Regions from separate parts of the Homo sapiens genome. Here all the other regions are linked to region 3. Evidence: chromatin loops called from intact Hi-C (ENCODE). Cell type or tissue: IMR-90. All regions are shown on one strand. Each heading gives the region's core, and the rest is flanking DNA. Links, peaks and the distances in the headings are about the cores only. Region 1 overlaps CTPS2 (CTP synthase 2). Region 2 has its middle 53 kb from the start of MAGEB17-AS1. Region 3 overlaps LOC124905249 (a long non-coding RNA gene).

Region 1 (5,595 bases), core at 428-5,427, 230 kb after region 3:
TAAATGACGTCATACCTATGATAAATAATGAAAACTGAAATAATATCAAATACCAAAATCTCAAATATCCATTTGCATCTCGTTAAAATGCTTTGAATTTCTCCCTGTTCCTTTCCCATACCACCATCCAAGTGTGCATGTGTGTGCTGATGTCTTTTGAAGGTGGAACATGAATTCTGTCTTCAGGGTGTAATATCTTATGTAAATTTAGAATTTTTAGTTACCTTTTTCAACAAACAGAAAAGAAATGCTTAGAGTTAAGCACATTCACATGCCTACACATTAGATTGAGATTGTTCATTCATATATATATATATATATATGCCTCAAAAGCTGAAAATATTCAAAATATAAAGTCCAAAGTGCTGTGAACTACACTACAGATGTACTGGAGAGATCTGAAGCCAAATTCAAGGTCAAGGATGTCAGCAGCAGCCATGTGATTGATATAGGGTTAGAATGTAAGTCAGCAACAGCTACGCTCTTGGTTATGTACCATCTAGAAGGCAGCTGAGACTACTTTGAAGCAGGGCAAAAAACCAGAGTTGCTATAGAACCCTAAGTATTCTGCAAAGTCCCAGAGCCTTCAATTTCACCTTGTGGATTAAGCAGAGAAATGACACAATAAAATAAATTTTACTCATTCTCTCCTGGGCACTCTGAGACGCAGAAAGAGTCTACCTTAACCCTTAGGGAAAAATCTGTTTCTCTTTTTATGTGTATAACAGACACTTTCTCTTGGAACTGTTCTGGATGCCAGTGTCTCTATTGATTTCATCAACAGCCATAGCACTAATCATGCATGCCAAAGGAGGGTCATGATGACCTATGAAGAGATCTTAGGAGTAAATATTCCCTATAGAAGGCTCCTGGTTTCCAAACTGTTTACTTTCCTAGCTAGAACAGCCAGAATGACCAGTCCCCACAAAGTAACTGTTATTTGCTCAAGCTTAAGTAACTCTGCAGGCTTCATGGTGCTTGCTGCCTTATGATTCTATCTCCTTAGTCTTTTTTTTTTTTTTTTTAATAAGACTTCTCACATCGATACAAGTGCTAGCTCTTAAGGCTATTTTTCTCCAACAAACATTGCAGGCCATAAAGACGTTCAATAGCAATTAGCTTTTATTGTTCTCATCTCACTTATGTGTATAGGAGCCATCAAAATGTAAAATGCACACATCCTCTGACTTAGCAACTCCCCTTCTAGGAATCTATCCCTGCAGATGTGTTCGCGCGTGGGTGCAAGGATATATGTACATGGATACTAATTTGCAGCATAAATTAAAGCAGCAAAATAATGGACACAAACTAAATATGAGACTGGTTAAATAAATAAGGATGCAGCCATATAGCATACAGCAGAGCAAGCACACCGAAGACATCCCTGCACATTGATGTGGAATGATCAGTATATAAAGCAAGGTGGGAACAGTGTCTGGAGCATGCTACAAAGTTGTTTTGTTTGGTTTTGTTTTGAGACAGGGTCTCGCTCTGTCACCCAGGCTGGAATGCAGCGGCGTGATCACAGCTCACTGCAGCTCAACCCCTGGGGCTCAAGTGATCCTCCCCCTCAGCCTCCCGAGTAGCTAGGACTATAGGTGCATGCCACCATGCCCAGGTAATTTTATTTATTTATTGTAGAGGCAAGGTGTAACTATGTTGCCCAGGCTGCTCTCAAACTCCAAGACTCAAGCAGTCCTCCCGCCTCAGCCTCCAAAAGTGCAGGGATTACAGGCATGAGACACTGCACCTAGCCAAGATCTTTTTTTTAAACGCAATACATATTCATATGTGTGTGGCTAAGTGGGTATACACACACAAAAACACACACACAAATCTCTGAAATAACTAAAGAAATGCATCAGCTGAGCTCCTGTAGTTTCAGCTACTTGGGAAGTTGAGGTGGGAAAATCACTTGAGCTCAGGAGTTCGAGGCTGTAGTGCGCTATGATCACACCTGTGAATATCCAGCCTGGGCAACATAGTGAGACAGCCCATCTCTTTAAAAAGGAAAAAAAGAAAGAAAGAAATGGATCAAAGTAGTTGCCACTGGGGAAGGGAACCGAAGTGAGGTGGGGGCAAAGGAGAGACAGTTCTGTACCTTTTTCTGCAGGGCTTAACTTTTTTACTCTGTGTAAAAAAAAATTTTTTTTCATTTTTTTTGAGGCAGAGTCTTGCTTTGTCACCCAGGCTGGAGTACAGTGGTGCAATCTCGGCTCACTGGAAGCTCTGCCTCCTGGGTTCACGCCATTCTCCTGCCTCAGCCTCCCGAGTAGCTGGGACTACAGGCGCGTGCCACCACGCCCAGCTAATTTCTTTATGTTTTTAGTAGAGACAAAGTTTCACCATGTTAGCCAGGATGGTCTTGATCTCCTGACCTTGTGATCTGCCCGCCTTGGCCTCCCAAAGTGCTGGGATTATAGGCATGAGCCACTGCGCCCGGCCATGTGTAAAAATTTTTTAACGCACGTACACACACCCCCAGTAAAGAATAATCATCAAAGAATTAACCTTGCCAACACTATCTAACAGTGGCACCTACTGGTAAAATCACTTCCTATCCCAAAGTATATCTTAGAAAAGAAAACCCATAGTTTTCCTGGCACAGCCATTTCAGCTATTAGTCAGGAAATATGTTTATATTAAAGGCTCATAAGGAACCCTTCATTGGTATTAGGCCTTCTGAGCATAAGACTTAAAAGTACCATCTGGCTGGTAAGTTATGGTTCATTATGGTTTGAGTTACAAGCTATAAAAAAAAAGAGTGAAGAATGCTTCTATGTGCTTCCGTGGGGTGATCTCCAGCATACAGTGTTAAGCGAAAAATGCAAGGCAGGAAAAAACTGTGTAGAGTATGCTACCATTTCCCTAAGAAGGGAAGTGGATGACAAAGACATACAGCTTTACTTATATGTAAAAAATGGGAAGATGAACCAAGAAAAAAAAGAATGAATGCTTGCCATAAGGGAAGGGATTAAACAGGCTACAGGGGACAGAAATAGAACTAGATTTCTCTAAATCAGTGGTTCTCAACCAGGGCGATTCTGCCCCTGCCCCCAAGAGATATTTGACAATATCTGGAGGTACTTTTAGTGTCACAGTTGGGCAGGGGTTAGGGAGTGATACTGGCACCTAGTGGGCAGGAGCTCCCACATACAACAAAGAATGATGTGTTCCCAAATGCCGATAGCACAGATTATATATAAGGAACTTATATCTAGAATATATAAAGAACTGTTACAACTCAATAATAAAAATACAAATACCCTAATTTTAAAATAGACAAAGGATGTGAATGGACCTTTCTCCAGAGAAGACATACAAGTGGCCAATAAACACATGAAAAGATGCTCAACATCCTTAGCCATCAGGCAACTGCAAATCAAAGCCACGATGAGACACCACTTCACATCCACTAGGATGGCTATCATCAAAAAGACAGAAATAACAAATGTTCACAAGGATATGGACAAATTAGGACCCTCATACATTGCTGGCAGGAAATTAAAATGTTGCAGCCACTTTGGAAAACAGTCCTACAGCTCCTCAAAGGGTTAAACACAGAATTACCATATGACTCAGAAATTCCACTCCTGGTGAAATGAAAACATATGTCCACACAAAAACTTGCACATGAATGTTCACAGCAGCGTTAGTCACAATGCCAAAAAGTAGAAACAATGCAGATGTTCATCAATGGATAAATAAAATGTTTCATGTCCATATAATGAAATATTAATCAGCAATAAAAAGAAACAAAGTACTGATACGTGTTACAACATAGACAGACTTTGAAAACATTATCCTAAGTAAAAGCAACCAGTCACAAAAGGCTACATATTGGATGATTCCATTTATATTAAATGATTCAAACAGGCAAATCTATGAAGACAGAAGGTAGACTAATGGTTGCCTGGGGCTGGTGGAGATAGGAGGCTTGGGGGTGTCAGCTAAGGCGTGTGGGGTTTCTTTTTGGAGTAATGAAAATGGCCCAAAATTGCTTGTAATGAGAGTGGCACAGATCCGTGAATATGCTAAAAACCATTGGATTATACAGTTTTTTGTTTGTTTGTTTTTTGAGACAAAGTCTCACTCTGTTGCCCAGGCTGGAGTGCAATGGCACGATCTCAGCTCACTGCAACCAACGCCTCCTGGGTTCAAGCAATTTTCCTGTGTCAGCCTCCCTAGCAGCTGGGATTACAAGCATGCACCAGCACGCCCAGCTAATTTTTTGTATTTTTAGTAGAGATGGGGTTTCAACTTGTTGGCCAGTCTAGTCTCGAACTCCTGACCTCAAGTGATTGACCTGCCTAGGCCTCCCAAAGTGTTGGGATTACAGGCGTGAGCCACCGCATCTGGCCGGATTATACAGTTTAAATGGCTAAATTTTGTGGTATATGAATTGTATCTCAATAAAGCTGTTTAAAAAACCAATCGCGATTGTGAGGCGCGAGCTCCATTAGAAGTAGGTGCCCAGCAGCAGGGACACGACTGGGTGTGCATGGGTGGCTGGCAAACAGGCTGACTGAAGGCCAACCATCATCTTGCAGAACTCGCTCTGTTAGTGGTGAGCACAGTAGCATGAGGCAGAAGGCAGAGGCAGGTAAAGAAAAGAGGTCAGGAAAGGTTTCCTCAGATGAATAGGAAGTTGTTGGTAACTGAGTTGTTGTTAATTAAATTTTTCAATGCTTTTATTGAGATTCCAGGGGGAGAGGGATTTTAGGCAGGTGGACATCTCAGGTATAGGGAACCTCAGGCTGTATCTGAAAAACTAGTTTAGATTGTCCAAACGTAAAACTCAAAGCATGTAGCCTGGGCAACATAGTGAGACCTTGTCTCTACAAAAAAAATCAAAAAATGAGGTGGGAAGATTGTTTGACCCCGGGAGGTCTAGGCTTCCGTGAGCCGTGATCATGCCACTGCATTCCAGCCTGTGTGACAGAGTGAGAACTTGCCTCAAAAAAACACAAAAAAGAAAAAAACTCAAAGCCTGGGAGGAATCAGGATGCCATGGGATGAATCAGCAAAGCAGCAGGTGACAGAGCACAGTGGCTTTGGGACCCAGCCCAGAATCCTGGACTGAATATTTTAAGGGAAAAGAAACTGATGGAAGATGAGGACTGGCAGCAGAATCACTGTCGCTTTTGTTTTAGAAAGACAGATGACCACCAGTGTGGAAAATAGGCAGACTGGTGATGAGTCTGGAGACAGGACAGCTCATTTATTTATAGTAGATGTTATAAATTGTTGTCACAGCCGATTTAATCCTTTCCTAAACATTAAGCTTGAAAGCTGCGACAAAGAGAAATCAGTCCAGGATTGTGACTGTCTTTAAGGCATAGCTGAGAAGATGGACTATCAAGAACAAAGGAATTTAATATAAGAATAATGTAATTTAAAATGTTCTGGTGCTGTAAAGAAAAAATAATAATAGACCCCCCCCCGCCTTTTTTTTTTTTTGAGAAGGAGTCTCACTCTGTCACTGAGGCTGGAGTGCGGTGGCATGATCTTGGCTCACTGCAACCTCCACCTCCCGGGTTCCAGCAATTCTCCTGCCTCAGCCTCCCGAGTAGCTGATATTACACGCATCTGCCA
Region 2 (5,595 bases), core at 241-5,240, 220 kb before region 3:
GGGCTGTTTTTTAAGGAATGGAAAGGGGAGTGGGGAAAGGATTTAGGATTTATGGGGTCAACTAGGTTTATCTAGAACAGAATAACGGGTTGTGGAGGAGATGTTGAGGATAGGAGAGTATATGGGTTTGGCACCACGGGGTGGATAGGCAAGACAATTTGGTTGATAAGGCACAGACCCTGAACTAACCTGTAAGACTTGTCCAGTTTTTGGACAGGTAAAATGGGGGAATTGTAAGGGGGAGTTTATAGGCTTTAAAAGGCCAGGCTGTAGCAGGCAAATGATAACAGGCTTTAATCCTTTTAAAGTGTGCTGTGGGATGGGATATTGGCATTTAGCGGGGTAAGGGTGATTAGGTTTTAATGGGATGGTAAGGGGTGCATGATCGGTTGCCAAGGAGGGAGTAGAGGTGTCCCATACTTGTGGATTAAGGTGGGGAGATACAAGGGGAGGATGTGAAGGAGATTTGAACTGGGGAAAAAGGCGGCAATGAGGTGTGGCTGTAGCCTAGGAATAGTCAGGGAAGCAGATAATTTAGTTAAAATGTCTTGACCTAATAAGGGAGCTGGGCAGGTGAGGATAACTGAAAAAGAGTGCATAAAAGAATGTTGTCCAAGTTGGCATCAGAGTTGGGGAGTTTTAAGAGGTTTAGAAGACTGGCCGTCAATACCCACAACAGTTATGGAGGCAAAGGAAACAGGCCCTTGAAAAGAAGGTAATGTAGAGTGGGTAGCCTCCATATTGATTAAGAAGGGGACGGACTTACCCTCCACTGTAAGAGTTACCCAAAGTGTCTGTGACGGTCCAGGAGGCTTCTGAGGCGATCGGGCAGTGTCAGTCTTCAGCCACTCAGCCAAGAAGATCTGGGAAGGAGTCAGAGAGCCTTGGGCCAGAGTTCCAGCGGCTCTGGGAGTGGCTGCCAGGTGAGCTGGACAGTCCGATTTCCAGTGGGGTCCCACACAGATGGGACGCAGCTTAGGAGGAATCCTGGGCTGCAGGCATTCCTCAGCCCAGTGGCCAGATTTCCAGCACTTAAAGCAAGCTCCTGGGGGAGGCGATCCTGGAGGAATGCCTGGCCACTGCGGTTCAGATGTTTTGAAGTTCTTGTGTGCTGGAGATGTGGCTGGGGTTTCTCTCACAGCAGAGGCAAGTAATTGCAACTCTTCTCTCTTATTGCACACCTTGAAGGCAGGGTCAATTAAGTCCTGTTGTGGGGTTGAGGGCCAGAATCTAATTTTTGGAGCTTTTTCTAATGTCGGGAGTGGGTTGGGTAATAAAATGCATATTGAGAATAAGACGGCCTTCTGGGCCCTCTGGGTCTAAGGCAGTAAAGTGTCTAAGGGTTGTTGCCAAACGGGCCATGAACTGGGCTGGGTTTTTATATTTGATGAAAAAGAGCCTAAACACTAACTGATTTGGGAGAGGTTGGATAAAGAAAAAGGAGCATTAACCTTGGCTATGCCTTCAGCTCCAGCTACCTCTCTAAAAGAAAATTGTTGGGCAGGTTGGGGAGGGCTAGTCGTGGAATGAAACTGTAAGCCAGACCTGGCGTGAGGAGGGGAGGTAATAGGAGGGTTATAGGGTGGGGGAGTGGAGGCTGAAGAAGAGTTGGGACCTGGCTCGGCCTGGCGACGAGCAGCTTGAGGAGAAGGGGAGAGGTCAGATGAGTCCGTAGAAAAGAAGCATTCAAAGGACTCAGAACTTGGGGTGGAGACTGAAGGAACAGACAGGAGAGAAAGAAGAAAGATTTGGAACGAGTCGCATTGGGAGGAGAGACTAGGGAGGGACTGATGTGTAAAAGAATGCCTGGACGTCAGGCACCTCAGACCATTTGCCCATTTTTCGACAAAAATCATCCAGGTCTTGTAAAATGGAGAAATCAAAAGTGCTGTTTTCTGGCTACTTGGAACTATTGTCGAGTTTGTACTGGGGCCAAGCGGCATAGCAGAAGAAAATAAGATGTTAAGGTTTTAGGTCAGGTGTGAGTTGAAGAGGTTTTAAGTTTTTGAGAACACAGGCTAAGGGAGAAGAAGGAGGAATGGAGGGTGGAAGGTTGCCCATAGTGAAGGAGGCAAGCCCAGAGAAAAGAGAGGGTAGAGACATGGAGAAGGGGGTTGGGGATGAGCAGCCCTGGGCTGCAATGTGGGTGAGCAGCCTAAGCAGGCGTCCCTGCAATTGACTTGCCACCAAGGAAATGTGGGTGAATGACCAAGGCAGGCATCCCCACAATGATCAGACACCAATGAAATGTGGGTGAATAATCAGGCAGGTGTCCTCGCAGTGATTAAACACCAAGGGAAGACTGTCTTCTCAAGTCCGTGACCGGCTCCGGAGTTTTGGGTCCATGGATAAAATGTGTCTCCTTGTCTCTACTAGAGGGGAAAAAGAACTGGAATTGGAAGGACAGGGAGATTGAAGGGTAGCGAGAGAGGAAGATTGAAGGGTAGCAAGAGAGGCTGGAGAAGAGTGAACAGACGGCTTACCTGATTTGAAATTGGTGAGATGTTCCTTGCGCTGGTTGGTCAGAGGGCCCAAGGTCATAGGTGGATCTCCTCATGGAGTGAGGATGAGGACAGGGGACTGCTCTCCCGAAGGAGTCCTCCTGTCCCGGGTTTTGGCACCAAATGTCATGCACGTCTGTGTGAAGAGACCACCAAACAGCCTTTGTGTGAGCAACAAGGCTGTTTATTTCACCTGGGTGCAGGCAGGCTGAGTCCAAAAAAGGAGTCAGCAAAGGGTGGTGGGATTATCATTAGTTCTTATAGGTTTGGGATAGGCATACAAAGCACATTCTGAAGGGTGGGGAGAATATTACAAAGTATCTTCTTAAGGGCAGGGGAGAATATATGTATCAGTTAGGGTGGGGCAAGAACAAATCATAGTGGTGGAATGTCATCAGTTAAGGCTATTTTCAGTGATTTTGTGGATCTTCTGTTGCTTCAGGCCATCTGGATGTATACATGCAGGTCACAGGGGATATGATGGCTTAGCTTGGGCTCAGAGGCCTGACATAACTTTAAATTATTCTTAGCCTTGAGAGGAATGTGGCTATGCAGCCTGAGTCATGCAACATGCAACTGCAACTTCTGCCTTTTTTTCCCCTGTAAATAATAAAATCAAATGGAGCCAGAGATAAGACCCACTCAGATCACTATCCCTCCTAATGGAGTAATAATGTCATCTTCCTTGGAATGTAAATGTAACCAATCAAATTGTTGTGAGGTATGCACTGGTCTCTATGGAAAATGTTGTAATCCTGCTAAAATATCTCTGTCTCTGCCTATATAAGTGAAACTTTTACTTCTCCACTTTTTGGAATGCTGACCCCATTCATTTGGAGTCTGTTCCCAGGTGGCATTCCTCAAGCTTGGTGCTCAAATAAACTCTATACTGAATCATATTTTCTGAATCACATTATTTAAGGTTGGCATGTCAAACAGACCAAACTACAGCATTGTAGCCCTAGCCCCCTGAATCTCATGTCCTTCCCACATGCAAAATACAACCATCCCTTCCCAATAGTCTCCCAAAGTCTTAACTGGCTCCACCACCAACTTAAAAGTTCAAAGTCTCATCTGAGACCAAGGCAATTTCCTTACAGTTGTGAATCTGAAAAATAAAAAACAATGTATTTGCTTCCAAGATAAAATGGTTGTACAGGTATTGAGTAAACATTCCCATTCCAAAAGCAAATCCAAAACCTTGCAGGGCAGAAATTAAATCTTAAAACTTCAAAATAATCTCCTTTGAATCCATGACCTACATCCTGGACACACTGGTGTAAGGGATAGGTTCACAAGGCCTTGGGCAGTTCTGCCCCCATGGCTTTCCTGGGCACAGCCTTTGTAGATGCTCTCATGGGTTGGAGTTGAATGCTTACAGTTTTTCCAGGCTGGAGTTACATGCTGCTGATGGCTCTATTAATGCTGGAGTCTCAAGAGTGGTGGTCCTACTCCCACAGCTCTACTAGGCAATACCCTGATGGGAACTCTGCAGAGGCAACAATTCCACCTTTCTTCTCAGCATTGCCTTGGTAGAGCCTTTCTGTGGGAACTTTGCCCCTATAGCAGGCTTCTGTCTGGGCACCAAGACTTTCCAATATACCCTCTGAAATCTAAGTGGAAACTGTTAAGCCTCCACCACTCTTGCATTCTGGGAGCTTGCAGAATTAAAACCACATGGAAGCTGGCAAAGCTTATGGCTTGCACTCCCTGGAGTGGTACTTGGGGCCCCTTGAGCTGTGGCTGGAGCCAGAGCAGCTGGTATGCAGGGAGCAGCATCCCAAGGTGGTGCAGTCTAGCAGTACCCTGGTTCTGTTCCCTAAAACCATTCTATCCTCCTAGGCCTCTGGTCCTGTGATGGGAGGGAGTAATCTTTAAGATGGCTGAAATGCTTTGGGGGTCTTTTTCCCATCATCTTTACTATTAGCACCTGGCTCCCTTTTATCGGTGCTAATCTCTCTAGCAAATGATTGCTCCATAGCATCCTTGGATTCCTCTCCTGAAAATGCTTTTTTTTTTTTTTCTCTACTGCATGGCCAGGCTGTGAATTTCCCAAATTTGTATGTACCGCTTCCTTTTCAATTATAAATTCCACCTTTAGGTCATTCCTTTGCTGCCATATCTGATGGTGAGCAGTTAAAAGTAGCCACATTACTTTTTGAATGCTTTGCTGCCAAGAAATTTCTTCCCCAGTTATCCTAGGTCATTGCTCTTAAGTTCAGCCTTCCATAAAGCCCTAGGGCATAGACATAATGCAGTCAAATTATTTGCTGCAGTGTAACAAGGGCGATCTATGCTCCAGTCCCAAAGTTTCTCATTGTCATCTGATACCACAGTTCAGCATGGCCTTTACTATCTATATTTCTATCAGCTTTTTGATCACAATTATTTAACCAATCTCTAAGAAGTTCCAACATTTCTCGTCTGTTTGAATTCTTCTGAACTCTCCAAACTCTTCTAGCTTCTGCCCATTACCCAGTTCCAAAGCTGCTTCCACATTTTCAAGTTTCTTTATGGCAAACCCCACTCCTCAGTACCAATGTTCCGTCTTAGTCCATTTAGTGTTGCTATAAAGGAATACCTGAGGCTGACTAATTTATAAAGAAAAGATGTTTATTTGGCCCATGATTCTGCTGGCTGAAAGATTGAGTATCGGCTGAAAGCCTCAGGCTGTTTCTACTCATGACAGAAAGTGAAGGGGAGCTGGCATATACAGAGATCACATAGTGAGAGAGGAAGCAAAAATACAGAGGGAGGAGGTATCATGCTCTTTTTAACAACCAGTTCTCACAGGAACTAATAGAGCAAGAACTCACTCATTTTTGCAAGGACAGCACCATGCCATTCATGAGTGATCCACTCCCATGACCAAGCACCTCCCACTAGGCCCCACCTCCAACATTGGGGATCAAATTTTAACATGAGGTTTAGAGGGTCCTACAAATCAAACTATAGCATGCCATATTTTGAGGAATCATCTTCTGTACCCTAATAGTCCATTTTAAGGTTTTATATTTTTCCTTATACTCTCTTTCTCCCTATCTCTTAGAGATCAAAGTAATCTCTATGAATGATTATTTATGATCACAAAATA
Region 3 (5,595 bases), core at 359-5,358:
GCTTAAAGAGAGAGAATGATACTCAAATCCCTAGTTCTTGGCTGAAAGCAAAACCCAGAACCAGGAGGATTTTGTATCCCTGTGCTAAAAAAGAATGTCTTATTTTTTGTAGCAGCAGTACAAAACTACCCAGAATCAATCCTCTACTCCAGTGGGGACTAATTTAGAACATCAACTGAATCACAGACTCATCAAGGGCCTTATATGAAAGTTAGGGCATCAATAAGGAAAGAGCAGACCCTGAGAACTGCAATGGTGTTCAGTGGGAGGGTGTCAAGGCCTCAAACACCAAATCTCCAAACTCCACTGAACCTAGGTTTTCAGCTCAAGCCATTCTTCCTCCCACGTCTGAGGCAGCTCATGACTTACCTGAAGACTCCGTAACTCTCTTTCCTTGTAAGAATTACCTTGCACAAGGAAGACTAACCTTCACAGGCCCTGAATCCCCTAATGAAGGGGAAGTCAGGCAGGGCCTTAAAGAAGTGTCCTGAAATTACTTCACAAAAATATTGGGGAATCTTCCTCCTATCCTTTGACTTGTAAATATTTATCAAGGAAACAGCGTATTGGGCAAAGGGAAATGCCTACCCATTTCAGATATTATTGAACATTGAATCTGAGTAAATAACACTGCCACTCACTAATTAGGGTGGAGACTTACAAGATTCAGGTGATCAATAGCATTTAGGTCCCAGTCCCAGTCTAATTTAAAGTGGACAGACTAACACTCTGAACTCAGCCCATGATAGTTTATCTATCTGTTTCCTAAGGATTTACTTTGAATAGGTAAATCTAGCCACTGCTAGAATCCCCACATTGTCTCTGAACCACAGGTAAAATAAGTCCAATGGAAGCCCCTAGGATTACCCATTGCACTCAAAATGAAAAATAAAAAGCAATACCATATCTGAGAAAATTATAGCAATTAGTGTCACCATGAAAATCTTAAGAAATGCAGGGAAGGTGATTCCTAGTACATCCCCACCTAACTTTCCAGTTTGTCCAGTGCAGAGGATGGGGGCTTCTTGGAGAATGATGGTGGATTGACATGTGCTTCATGAGGGGGTGATTCCAATTGCAGCTGCATTTATGGATGTGGCCTACTAATGAGGAAACATAACCCAGTCCCTGGTGTCTGGCATTTATTCATTCTTCAGTGAATTGAGCACCTACTATGTTCCAGGTAATGTTCTAGGTACTGGGTATAGTGAAGTGAGCAAAACAAACAAAAATGTCCATCCTTGCAGAGTCAAATATCTTTGTCTCTTATCTGATAAACACCAGAAGCATTTTGCTTTTACCTAGCAGGGATAGCAGAACACCTTACCAACTTGTCACAGGGCTTTTCTAGTTCTGTTCCACAATTTGCTATGCAGGAACCTTGACTTTCTCGCCACCACACAGGACATTCCTGAATACTGTATCATATTAAGAAGACATGAAGAGCAGGGACCAGATTGGCTGGGTTCAAATCCTATCTCTACTGCTTTCTAGCTGTGTGATTTTGAACAGGTTACTTAACCTCTCTGTGCCTCTATTCTCCTATCTGTAAAAGGTAAAATCCCACGGTATTTTGGGGAGGGCTAAAGTTGTTAATATATGTAAAGTGCTTTAGTACCTAAAGAAATAAATTTTCCACAAGAATGATTTTCATTTAGTGAGAAGCCAAGACTTTCACATTACCATGCTGGCCTCCACACACATTCCCTTGAGAAAAAAAGGTGAGAAAAAAACTCATTAAAAAAAAAAGGTGAGGAGTAAGTATCATCTTACTATTAAGGGTCAGTTGAGTTGCTGCTACTCGATACAAGCAGGGATGAGTATGAATGAAATTGGGTGAGTCTTACAGTTCCTCCTATTATTATCTTGTCCAGTAATAAAAATTAATGAAATACTAATACAGGACAATCCAGGCAGGCCCACCAAGAGTTCAATTTCCTTAGAAATGAAGATTTGAGTGACTCTACTAAGTAAAACACACTGAGAATCTGAGGTACAGGCTGCAGGCAAAGGAGATCTGGAATAGGGAGAGGTGGGAGTTATAAATACCAGCTGTTGCCTTGTGGTAGAAGTATAAATGGTGACAGTAGACGCTACACATTTCCTTGATTACTGTGACATGAAAATATGGAAAGAAAAGTACATGTGGATATCAAGTAGCCAAAGAATACATTGTAATTGCTTTTCTAGGAAGGGTTTTCCAGGATCTGGATGCTATCCTTAAATCTGGAGAATGTCCCATGGCGTGAGCCTTAGGGAAGGCAGTTCCTCCCTCTTGCAAAAGAAAAGATCAGATTCTGGCTTTCTCTGAGCCCTGGCTGCTGCGCTAGGAGGGGGCACATAGTCTAAGCTTGGCCAATCAGGTGCTCCCACTCAGCTCTTTGAATCTTGAGTTAATGACTCAAAGAAAGTCTTAGCGGTGGTGCTGACAGGGCTTCTAGTATCCAGTGCAGCGGTGTCACCCACAGAATATGTCCAGCAGTGGCAACAGAGGCGTCCGAATCAGACTGTTCCACTAGAGGGCGCTCGAAAGAAGTTCTGGTAGCCCAGTTTAATATGGATGCCTCCTACCACGTTCCCAGTCAGGTTCTCCAAGAGTCCCATATTTCTTTGAGCTGCCTGATATCTTACCAATAAGCTTCTTTTCTCATCAAGGTAATGAGGGTAGCTTAAAGTGATTTGCAACCAAGAACTCCGGCAAGTTTTCACAGAAAAAAAAAAAAAAGACTGAAGAGAAATATATCAAAATGCCAACATTTTAGAATTAAAGTAATTTTTATTTTCTACTTTACGTTTTTCTGTCATTTTCAAATTTCCTAAAGTGAACATATATCTTACTTTTAAAGTTAAAATGTTAGTAGAGATAATAAAAATAATACTAATTGATGGCAATTGGTTTATTAGTGAACCAATTTTTAGAAAAGTAAAGTACTGGGGAATATTTAAAAGGTATGTTTTGGTGGTGGGTAGGAAAAGTTTGAAGTACAGAATACCTGTTTAGGACAGTGCACTTAGGTGAGACAATGAGAGCTCTTCTAGAGAGAAAAATACCTTAAAAGGGTGTCTTAGCCAGCTCAGGTTGCAATAACAAAGTATCATAGACTGGGTGGCTTAAACAACAGAAATTTATTTTCTCCCAGTTTTGGAAGCTGGGAAGTTTAAGATCAAGGTTCTAGCGGATTGCAGATTCTGGTGGTGCCACAGCTTTCTTCCTGGCTTGCAGATTACTGACTTTTTCCTGCATCCTTACATGGCCTTTCCTCTGAGGGCACAAGGAGGGGGAAAGAGAGAGAGACCGCACATGAGCATGAGTGAGCGCATGTGCGGGCCAACCCCAGTGTCTTTTCTTATAAGAACATTAATCCTATCAGATCACGGCCCCACCCTTACAACTTCGTTTAACCTTAATCACTTCCTTAGAGGCCACAGCCACACTGGGGGTTAGGGTTTCAGCATATGGATAGGGAGGTGGGGGTGTAAACACAGAGGGGATGAGACATCAAAGAAAAAATTACCCTGGTTCTGACACTTTCAGATCCCTGTATAAAAAACAGGTGTTGGGATGGGAAATATTGTCTTTTCATGACATTCGGCATGATCTTGGGGGTGCATGGCTAAAATAGTATGGTAGACAAGATCTACCATACTTAGACAGAAAGTCAAGAAATGCAGTGCTCACATCATCAGAAAGATCATCAACATAGACACAGCCAATCCTCATTATTCACAGATTCTCTGTTTGCAAATTTGTCTACTTTCTAAAATTTATTTGCAGCCCCAAAAATCAATATGCTTGGAACTTTAGCAGTCATTCGCAGACATGTGCAGAGCAGCAAAAAATTTGAGTTGCCCAACGTGCACGCCACCAGCTGAGTCAAATGAGGCGACACTCTGCCTTCTTGTTTCAGCTCTCAGGCTATAAACAAGTGTCCTTTTCACTATTTAGTGCCATGTTTTTTGCATTTTTGTGCTTTTTGTTGGTGATTTTGCTGTTCAAAATGGTCCCCAATGACTGGGTAGGGTGGCTTACACCTGTAATCCCAGCAATTTAAAAGGCTGAGACGGGTGGGTCACTTGAGCCCAGGAGTTTGAGAGCAGCCTGGGCAACATGGCAAAACCCCATCTCTACAAAAAATACCAAAAAAAAAAATTAGCCAGGCCTGCTGGTGGCATGTGCCTGTAGTCCCAGCTACTCTGGAGGCTGAGATGGGAGGATCACCTGAGCCCAGGGAGGTCGAGGCTGCAGTGAGCCATGATGGCACCACTGTACTCCAGCCTAGGTGATATGGTGAGATCCTGTCTCAAAAAAACAAAAAACCTAAAAATGGTCCTCAAGCTTAGTGCTGCCTAGCACTCCTAAGTACAAGAAGGCTGTGATGTACCTTATGGGAAAATAAATAAATAAATACATAAATACATAATTTGTGTTAGAAAAGCTTCTTTCAAGCATGCATTCTAGCTGTAAGTTCAATGTTAATGAATCAACAATATATATTAAACAAGGTGTCTTTAGACAGAAACATATATAAAACAGGGTTATGTTTGATCTATTCATGACAATGTAGTTACCAGAAGCTTGCAGGAACTTGTGCTTTTCCCCTAGGAACGATGTTTAGTATTCACTGATTCGGTGTTCATCGCAAGTTTATACACCCTAACTACCCCAAATAATGAGAATCAACTGTATTTAAATCACCAGGAATTATGCTGGAGCAGTGCTGGAAAGAATGACAGGAAGCGTTCTTCCTTGTACTCTTCAAGAAAGAAGAATGACCCAGGACTCTGGAGATGACTGCAACAAGAAAGAGGAGAAAGTGGTGAAGTCTGATGGCATGAGATGCAAAGCCAAAGGACATTAGGAAGGAGGAAGAAATTTCTGGAAGAATCAATGAGGAGCAATGAAACAATCAATGGGAACTAATATCAGAAATGTGAGACAGCAGGGGTAGGTTTGTGACAGAAATTTTTTGGCTCTTAAGTGGCACTAAACCTCACTATGGTATTCATCATCCCTCCTACGCTCTGTAATGGGAGCCCTGATTCTCCCCCTCTTCACATAGCTACAATAGCGGGTCACCTCGCTTCTAAATCTTCACATTTGGAAAAAGAAAAGAACAGCTTCATAGTACAAAGGCATAATTCTGCTTCACAACTCAGTATGTTACAAAATATAATCCATTTTCCTTTGCCATTTTTACATAAACACTTTTATTATGCCCATAGAGAAGAAAGGTTACCTTTTGAGGGAAATTATTCATGAGGGAAAAAAAATTAGAATTTTGAACAAGCCATTTAGGTGACCTATAGAGATGTGTGAAAATAGGATTTCAATCTGTATTCAATGACTAATCCGAAAAGATGAAAACGTAATTAAATTGCAGTAGCACCCCTCAGTTTAATTTAACCTTTAAGGGGCCTGGTCAATGTTCTCTTAAAATTAATTTCAACCTGTGACTTTCCAGGGAACAGAGAGAAATAGAACTTATACTTAAATACATGCATGCATATTTATAAACATAGTTTATTTACCTTTATGCTTTTTCTCCCAACAGGTAAGTCTAGATTGCTTTTTTAATTTATTTATTTTACTTTAAG

The links. Peaks named below come from ENCODE experiments on the same cell type or tissue, not always from the same donor. Only the 100,000 strongest peaks of a DNase experiment are listed, where the experiment ranks them.
Region 1: a loop joins it to region 3, with 7 times the contacts of the local background. A loop is called at or near these places in 63 of 110 quality-filtered maps.
Region 2: a loop joins it to region 3, with 2.1 times the contacts of the local background. A loop is called at or near these places in 2 of 110 quality-filtered maps.

What each region holds. Positions count from the first base shown.
Region 1 is chrX:16,661,691-16,667,285 of GRCh38, forward strand. The region is part of intron 13 of CTPS2 (CTP synthase 2); the gene reads right to left. Among named protein-coding and RNA genes, the nearest start is that of S100G, 14 kb to the left of the region's middle. In IMR-90, for the core only: a CTCF peak has its summit at 2,545 (motif pointing left); DNase peaks (open chromatin) are centred at 2,631, 3,591 and 5,001; H3K27ac peaks cover 1,696 bases.
Region 2 is chrX:16,219,247-16,224,841 of GRCh38, forward strand. No RefSeq gene overlaps it. Among named protein-coding and RNA genes, the nearest start is that of MAGEB17-AS1, 53 kb to the left of the region's middle. In IMR-90, for the core only: no CTCF peak of the experiment used is centred there; a DNase peak (open chromatin) is centred at 3,085; H3K27ac peaks cover 1,010 bases.
Region 3 is chrX:16,434,270-16,439,864 of GRCh38, forward strand. LOC124905249 (a long non-coding RNA gene) reads right to left here. Exons shown (of 2, transcript XR_007068397.1): 2 at 3,108-4,792. Among named protein-coding and RNA genes, the nearest start is that of MIR548AM, 190 kb to the right of the region's middle. In IMR-90, for the core only: a CTCF peak has its summit at 2,508 (motif pointing right); a DNase peak (open chromatin) is centred at 2,512; H3K27me3 peaks cover 86 bases.